Regions from separate parts of the Homo sapiens genome. Here all the other regions are linked to region 3. A link is a loop called in an ENCODE intact Hi-C map of the cell type or tissue named here. Cell type or tissue: mammary epithelial cell. All regions are shown on one strand.

What was found. Hi-C counts contacts between places; a loop is a spot of excess contacts. Peaks named below come from ENCODE experiments on the same cell type or tissue, not always from the same donor. Only the 100,000 strongest peaks of a DNase experiment are listed, where the experiment ranks them.
Region 1: it touches region 3 in a loop (8-fold over the local background); 6 of 110 quality-filtered maps call a loop at or near these places.
Region 2: it touches region 3 in a loop (6-fold over the local background); 10 of 110 quality-filtered maps call a loop at or near these places.

Annotation. Positions count from the first base shown.
Region 1 is chr3:40,431,480-40,433,979 of GRCh38, reverse strand. The region is part of intron 2 of ENTPD3-AS1 (ENTPD3, EIF1B and MYRIP antisense RNA 1); the gene reads left to right. Among named protein-coding and RNA genes, the nearest start is that of ENTPD3-AS1, 21 kb to the left of the region's middle. In mammary epithelial cell, a CTCF peak has its summit at 968 (motif pointing right); no DNase peak of the experiment used is centred here.
Region 2 is chr3:41,880,308-41,882,807 of GRCh38, reverse strand. All of the region lies in intron 17 of ULK4 (unc-51 like kinase 4), which reads left to right. Among named protein-coding and RNA genes, the nearest start is that of ULK4, 81 kb to the left of the region's middle. In mammary epithelial cell, a CTCF peak has its summit at 1,373 (motif pointing right); no DNase peak of the experiment used is centred here.
Region 3 is chr3:40,190,709-40,193,208 of GRCh38, reverse strand. All of the region lies in intron 10 of MYRIP (myosin VIIA and Rab interacting protein), which reads right to left. The region is part of intron 2 of EIF1B-AS1 (EIF1B antisense RNA 1); the gene reads left to right. Among named protein-coding and RNA genes, the nearest start is that of EIF1B-AS1, 120 kb to the left of the region's middle. In mammary epithelial cell, a CTCF peak has its summit at 1,151 (motif pointing left); no DNase peak of the experiment used is centred here.

The sequences.
Region 1 (2,500 bases), 240 kb before region 3:
CTATTTCTCTGGTTGAACTTTGACTGATACGCCAGACGTATCATTTCATCTGGAAACAGTTCAGCAAGTATCTAAACCAGAGGTCCCCAACCCTCAGCCAGGCAGTAGACCAGTACTGGTCCGTGGCCTGTTTAGGAACCGGGCTGCGCAGCAGGTGTTGAGCAGCGGGCAAACCAGCATTACCATCTGAGCTCCGCCTCCTGTCAGATCAGCAACAATGCGAACCCTATTGTGAACTGCGTGTGTGAGGGATCTAGGTTTGCTCCTTATGAGAATCTAATGCCTGATGATCTGAGGTGGAACAGTTTCATCCTGAAACCATCTGTGCATCCCCACCCAGCCCCACACTGTCCGTGGAAACATTGTCTCCCTTGAAACCGGTTTCTGGTGCCAAAAAGGTTGAGGACCATTGATCTAAACAGCAAGGGTTCTTGAAAAAAAAATCCAAGATACCATTATTTCATTTAGTTATTTACTTATTTTGAGACAGAGTCTTGCTCTTCTGCTCAGGCTGGAGTGCAGTGGCGTGATCTCGGCTCACTACAACTTCCACCACCTAGGTTCAAGTGATTGTCTTGGCTCAGCCTCCCGAGAAGCTGGGATTACAGGTGTGCACCACCACACCTGGCTAATTTTTGTATTTTTTGGTAGAGACGGGGTTTCACCAAGTTGGCCAGGCTGGTCTCGAACTCCTGACCTCAAGTAATCCATCTGCCTCAGCCTTTCAAAGTACTGGGATTACAGGCATGAGTCATGGCGCCAGGCCGGTTCCATTATTTTACCTAAACAAAAATTAACAGGAATTCCTTGATAATGTTCAGTGTTCAGATTTCCAATTATCTCCTTATTTTATACTATTAAAACTATTTTTGAACTAATGATTTTTTTTTCTAATACCTTTAGAGAGGTTTAAAAAAAGGGTGGGAGGCTCACCCTGGGAAGAATTTTTTCCATAGCTCCAACAGAGGGCATTCAAGTCTCATGTTTCGAGAGAAAAGACAGTTGTCTCATTTCTATTACACCCTTAGTCATTTAGCTCAGGGCTTGTCGCACAGTAGACTTTTGGTGAAAGTATCATGAGTGAATAAGTAAATGGGTGAAATAAATATGTTTTAAAACTTGTATTTATTAGCTACATCCATGTCAGGCACTGGCTAAGTGCTGTATTTTCTCTTAACTATCCCATGAGGTAGGTATTATGCCTGTTTTATATATGGAGGAAGTCAAGACTCAAGGAGACTGAAAGATATGATGAAAACCATAGAGGTAATAAGGAGAAAATTCTTGAGTTAACCCAGATCTGTCACTTTATATTGTAGTATAGGACATACAGATGATGTATAAATGGTTGAAAAAGGGAACATCTGTAACCACTACCTAGTTGTAGAATAACACTGTCACCCCAGAAGCCCTGTTGTTATGAACTGAATATTTGTGATCCCCCAAATTTATATGTTGAAGCCCTAACCCCCAGTGTAGGATTTGGAGATGGAGCCTTTGGGAGGGTAGATAACTAGGGTTAGACAAGGTTATGAAGGAGTGGCCCTCATGGTGGGATTAATGCCCTTGTCAGAAGAGATCCCAGAGTGCCCTCTCTCTCTCTCTCACTCTCTCTCCCTGAGAGCTCAGAGGAAAGGCCGTGTGGACACAGCATAAAGGCCACCATCTGCAAGCCAGGAATTGAGCCCTCACCAGGAATTAGTCAGCTGATGCCTTGATGTTGGAATTCCCAGGCTCCAAAACTGTGAGAAGATTAATTTCTGTTGTTTAAGCCACTCAATTTATAGTATTTTATTATGGCAGTTCAAGCAGCCTAAGACACCCATTTATCCTTTTCCAGATACAGCCTCCATCTCCTCCCAAATTTCAAAGTAATAATTTCCTTGCTTTTCTTTAGCGTTTAACCTTCTGTGTTTAGTTTTGCCTGTTTTTAAATTTTGTATTAGGCCAGGTGCAATGGCTCACGCCTGTAATCCCAGCACTTTGGGAGGCCGAGGCAGGGGGATCACGAGGTCAGGAGTTTGAGACCAGCCTGGCCAACATGGTGAAACCCTGTCTCTACTAAAAATACAAAAATTAGCTGGGCGTGGTGGCAGATGCCTGTAATCCCAGGAGGCTGAGGCAGGAGAATCGCTTGAACCCAGGACGTGGAGGTTGCAGCGAGCCAGGATTGAGCCACTGCACTCCAGCATGGGTGACAGAGCGAGACTCCATCTCAAAACAAAAATAAAACAAAACAAAAACAAACAAAAAACCTTTTGATTATGTAGTTCTTTTGTTTTCATTGATGTACAGTATTTTCTAGTATGGCTGTATCGCTATTTATTTATTCATTTATTCCGTAGGATAGGCATCTTGGTTGCTGCTTAAAACATTCTTAGGCATGTATCCTGGTATATCTAAGACTATATATCGCTAAGGTATATACTTTGGACTGGAATTTCTTCAACTTTATTAGACAATACCTCCATTTTCCAGAGTGGTTGCATTAATTTACATT
Region 2 (2,500 bases), 1.7 Mb before region 3:
CTCCAGTGAGATGGAGTAGCTGTAGGAGATGGGAGAGAACTTAAAGTCCAAGACAAAGTGCCAAGATTTTAGAGGATGTTCCTGCATCGTCAGAGCAGGCATTGGTTGCTCAGGAGCTGTGAAGAAGGAGCCTCTGAATATGTGAAATATGACTGTTGAATTAAATGATTCAGTAGTTGCAGTAATAAGTATTAAGTAGGATGGATACTTTAGGAAGCTGAGTTAGTGAATTTGAAGATCAGTTGGATGAATTCTCTTAGGATTCAGAAAGAAAGAGGATAAAGATTATGAACTAAAAAGGCATGGATGATAGTTTCAGATTTGTTGAACTATCCAGTATAGTAGCCACCAGCCACTATGGCTATTGAGTGCTTGAAGAAAAGCTAGTCTGAATTGAGATGATCAACTTATAGAAAAGAATACTACGACCACCCTGTAATTTCCAAACCCCATTGTTCTACTTTATCTTTTTCACAGCATGTATCACCACCTGGCATTTTATGTATTTATTTCTCTTTCCACACTAGACTACAAGCTCCATTGGAATCGGGATTTTGAACTGTCTTGTTCAACACTCCACTCCAGTGCCTAGACAGTGCCTTGTGTATGTATAGATACTGACAAATATTTCAAAATAAATAAAACTGTATCAGCATTCTTGGGACTCCGTGTGGCAGTGCCTGGAAGATGGTGTGTTTTGCTGCTGCAGGAATTGTCAAGGGGCTGGGCAGAGGGCATGTGAAGTAACCTGGGACCTGTTGGTCACCCTGGGTGATGTGATGGCCTCATTCTACTGGTACTTGCTGTTGCTGCTGCTGTACTCCCACTTGGAGAGTTTGGCCCAGCAGTTCCTGAACCATATTTGTTACCTGTTCTCACTCAGGTTGAGTTCTGTGGCCAGTTTATATTCTCAAAGTATTTCTCTTACTCCAGTTGTTGTACTTTGTTGACATTGTATTCCTGGTGCTGCCTCAACTGAGAGGAAAGGGTGGATGTTAATTCCCGAGGTTCTTGTATCTTTTATTCCAGTACTGTTCTCTTCATGGGTATTTGCTGATGCTTTATTAGTTCGAAATGCAAGAATTTAGGGAAAATCATACTTATTTGATTAAAAAAAATGGCGTGTACTGAACTATCTGGTGAACTATTTTGAATTACACTGTATTGTGAACTACATTTGGTTGGATAATAGAGAGCTTGTATAATAACTTGAAATTGAGCTAGGTGCTCCTTTGTGATGCCATCTTAATTTTGTTATTTCTCAACACTTTTTAGTTCTTTATTTCATTACTTTTAATGGCAAAAACTGTAATTACTTTTGCACCAACCTAATTCCTGCTGTGAGCAATTGGCTGTGATAATTTAAGTAGCCACTAGAGGTCATTCAAGCACCAGAAAAAAAGTTGTGCAAGTTTTAAGAATTTATGTTTCAGTTTCCAAAAGCAGGATCTGTGGAGGCTGAGCAGGTACATGGTACCATGTTTCATCTTTTTCCTGTTTTTTTTTTTTTTTTTTTTTTTTTTAGAAGTTTCTGCTACAGGATGTGTGGCTCCATTCCACTGGTGATTTTTACCATTTGAGATGAATAAGATGAATGAAAACCATTATAGTCTCTCCAGAAAAATAAAGTCAACACCTAGCACATGATTTTAGGGGATCTGGGAACCCCGTGGAGTGAATCTTTGGTTCATAACTCTTGAGACCAGTTTTCTGTAAAACTCACAATTGGGTGCTTGTAGATAATTTTTCAATAATCAGTAACAAAATTTCAAGTGTAAGATGAATCCTAAATTCTCTATTAGGTTTACTCTCAGTGAACAGGAAAAATTGTGGTTGCAGACCCTATAAGCATCTTATTTTATTTTACTTACTTATTTATTTTTTTGCGATAGAGTCTCGCTCTGTTGCCCAGGCTGTAGTGCAGTGGTGTGATCTTGGCTCGTTGTAACCTCTGCCTCCCGGGTTGAAGAGATTCTCAGCCTCAGCTTCACGAGTAGCTTGGACCACAGGTTCATGCCACCATGCTCTGCTAAGTTTTGTATTTTTAGTAGAGACACGGTTTCATCATGTTGGTCAGGCTGGTCTTGAACTCCTGGCCTCAAGTGATCCATTTGTCTTGGCTTCCCCAAAGTATTGGGATTACAGGCATGAGACACTGCACCTGGCCCCTATAAGCATTTTAATGGCATAGAACCTCATTTTGTTACTCACCTTTGTACCCCACAGTGCCGAGCCAGCAAAGTAATGTGTATTTTAGGCAGTTAATGCTGGAGAGTTTAATGAATGATTAAAAGAATGTCAGAAGAATATGATGGTATAATTTGTTATAAAGAGACAGAAAAAATGGAGCAAAAATCTATTTTACTATCCTTGTAATATAATTTAAATCTCTTTCATCTTATTCTGTCATCAACAGCTACAGAAAATAACTGGTCATGATCTCCTTTATGCATTTAGAAGCATTTATTGACATCTGTATCTTTTTTACTGAAAAATATAA
Region 3 (2,500 bases):
CCCCCCTTGATACACCATCTCAATGTAATCTTTTGCAGGTTGAATGCCTAGGTCTGTGTGCCTTGTAACCTTGGGTCCTCCGGTTTTTGGGTGTGCACTGTGAAAAAAAAGTACCCACTTGTTACTGTTGCACCTTCAGTTCTTATTGTTTCAAAAAGTTCCCGGAAAAAGCTCAGTCCAGGAAAAACAAAAACTGGTTGGATCCCAGAGATGCCTGAGTTGGAGATGAGCTTTGGTGAACTTTCCTCATTACCATACTACAGGCCCCTCCCAGGGAGGAGCTTATTCTGCATTTTCTATACAGGTTACTATGTAGAAGCATGATGGGCAACTGCACCAGTGCTATTTTGTCTCCACCTCTATATACAATGACTCAGCTAACCAGCCCAAGAAAAGCCCTGTTTTCACCATTGTTTGGGGAGGCGCTGCTTTGAGGAGCTATCCCCAGCGTCCTTCTTACTTGTTGCAGGTAACAAAATCCTCTCCTTAATCCTCCTTGGTTGTGGTCATTGGACTGTTTTTGAACTCACCTGTTGTTGTGGGTAACATGGTGACACCTCGGTGACACCTCTATCACTTACTGTTAGGAGAAAGCAGTGGAAGCATATGGACAGCATGTTGCCAATTTTGCTAAAACACATTCACTGAACTATATTTCTAAATGTACTTTATGTATGAATGCACAAGATCTGCATGGATTCACACCAAATGCACTTGCAGTCATTTTGGTGGAGATGACAGGGATTTAGGGTTGTGGTCAAGGGGAATTGCATCTGTATGTTTTAAGTATTTTTTACATTATACTATATTCATTTATTTATATAATTAAAAAGTAAATAACTTAAATAAATATAAATATATATATGACATATATATATATGACATATATATATATATATGAAGAAAACTAACTGCCGCAGTAAATGAAATCAGAGGGAGAATTAGAAAGGTGAGGGCCTGTTGCAGTGGCTCATGCCTGTAATCCTGCACTTTGGGAGGTTGAGTAGAAGGATCGTTTGAGCCCAGGAGCTTGAGACCAGCCTGGGCAACACAGTGAGACTCTGCATTAAAAATAATGATAATAATAATTAACCAAAAAAAAAAACCCATCAGGGTTTTGATGTCTCTGGAAGTGCAGCACCATCCCCACCTAGTGGAGAGGAGTGGGTACTGCCACTAGCTCAAGGTCACTCCCCAGGAGGCAGAGGCAGTGCCTCTTCTCTATCAATGCCTTGCAAGGATTAGCAGAAGACAAATTTCAAGCCATTTCAGAATAAATAGAAAGCTAGTTGAGGTGGAGACGTGACATTTTACACCTGCAAGTGAATCATGCAGACAAACCCTCAAGAGTATCCTTTGAGGCAAATCATTCCATGTTTCTGGACAACAGTCTCCACTTGAGCTAGACAATAATGATTCACACTTGAACCAAAGTTTTTAATTTTATTCTAAGACCATAACAATCCCATGAGACAGATTTTTAATGATCTTCTGTTTTACAGAGGAGAAAACGAAGCTTGGACTAAATAAAATACCTTTTCTAGGCAATATGTTAGCAGGTCAATCAGGACTGATACCAAATTCTATGACTTGAGGACCTGAGTCCTCAATTGTCTTCATGGGGGCCTCAGGACCAGGGATGTGGCTGAGGCATTCATAGAAGATCTTGTAGAAGACACTGGTGAAATCTTGGACCATATCTTTGGACCTACGTGAGTTGTCTGCAGCCATAGGGGACACTATCTGGCCAAACTAAGAGTATAGGGCATGGCAGCTGGGCTCCACAAGGTTTGGTATTGAGTTGACAGTGATGTGCAGGTCTTCACCAGAAGAGGTGGGGGCAAGGGCAAGGGCATAGCACAATCAAAGTCACAGGGCTGGGAATGAGCAGGGTGTATTTAGAGAATATAAAGTTAGTCTGGTTGGGAGCCCATGAATTATCTGAAATTGTAAGCAAAAGCAAAATTGTGAGTATGTTTGTGCATGTGTGAGTGTGCATGTGTGAGTATGTGTGTGTATACAAGTGCATTTTTAAAGGGAGAAAATTCATGGCTTTAATCACATTTTTCTTGAACTAAACCATGTGGGAAGAACTACTGAGGATCCAGAGAAGGGGTCTGATGTAGACTAAAGAATCACAGAATATTGAAATAATGTTTACTGAGACCTAGTGTCACATCTCAGACAGAGCTTAGCTCTTTATAAACATCTCTTTCACTTGTCATGAACACCTTTTGAGGTGGGTTCTAATATCATCTTCATTTTACAGATGAGGAAACTGAGAACTAGAGAGATGCCTTGCCCAAGGCCACACAGTTGGATCTGAACCCAGGCAGTCTGACTCTAGATCCCTCACCCTAAACCCAAGGCCAGTGGCCCTCAAACTTGAGTGCACAGTAGAATCACCAGGAGGGCTTGTTAAAATAGACACGGCTGGGTCCCATGCCCAGAATCTCCAATTTGGCAGATTTCTAATGAGTTTCCTGGTGGTGCTGATGCT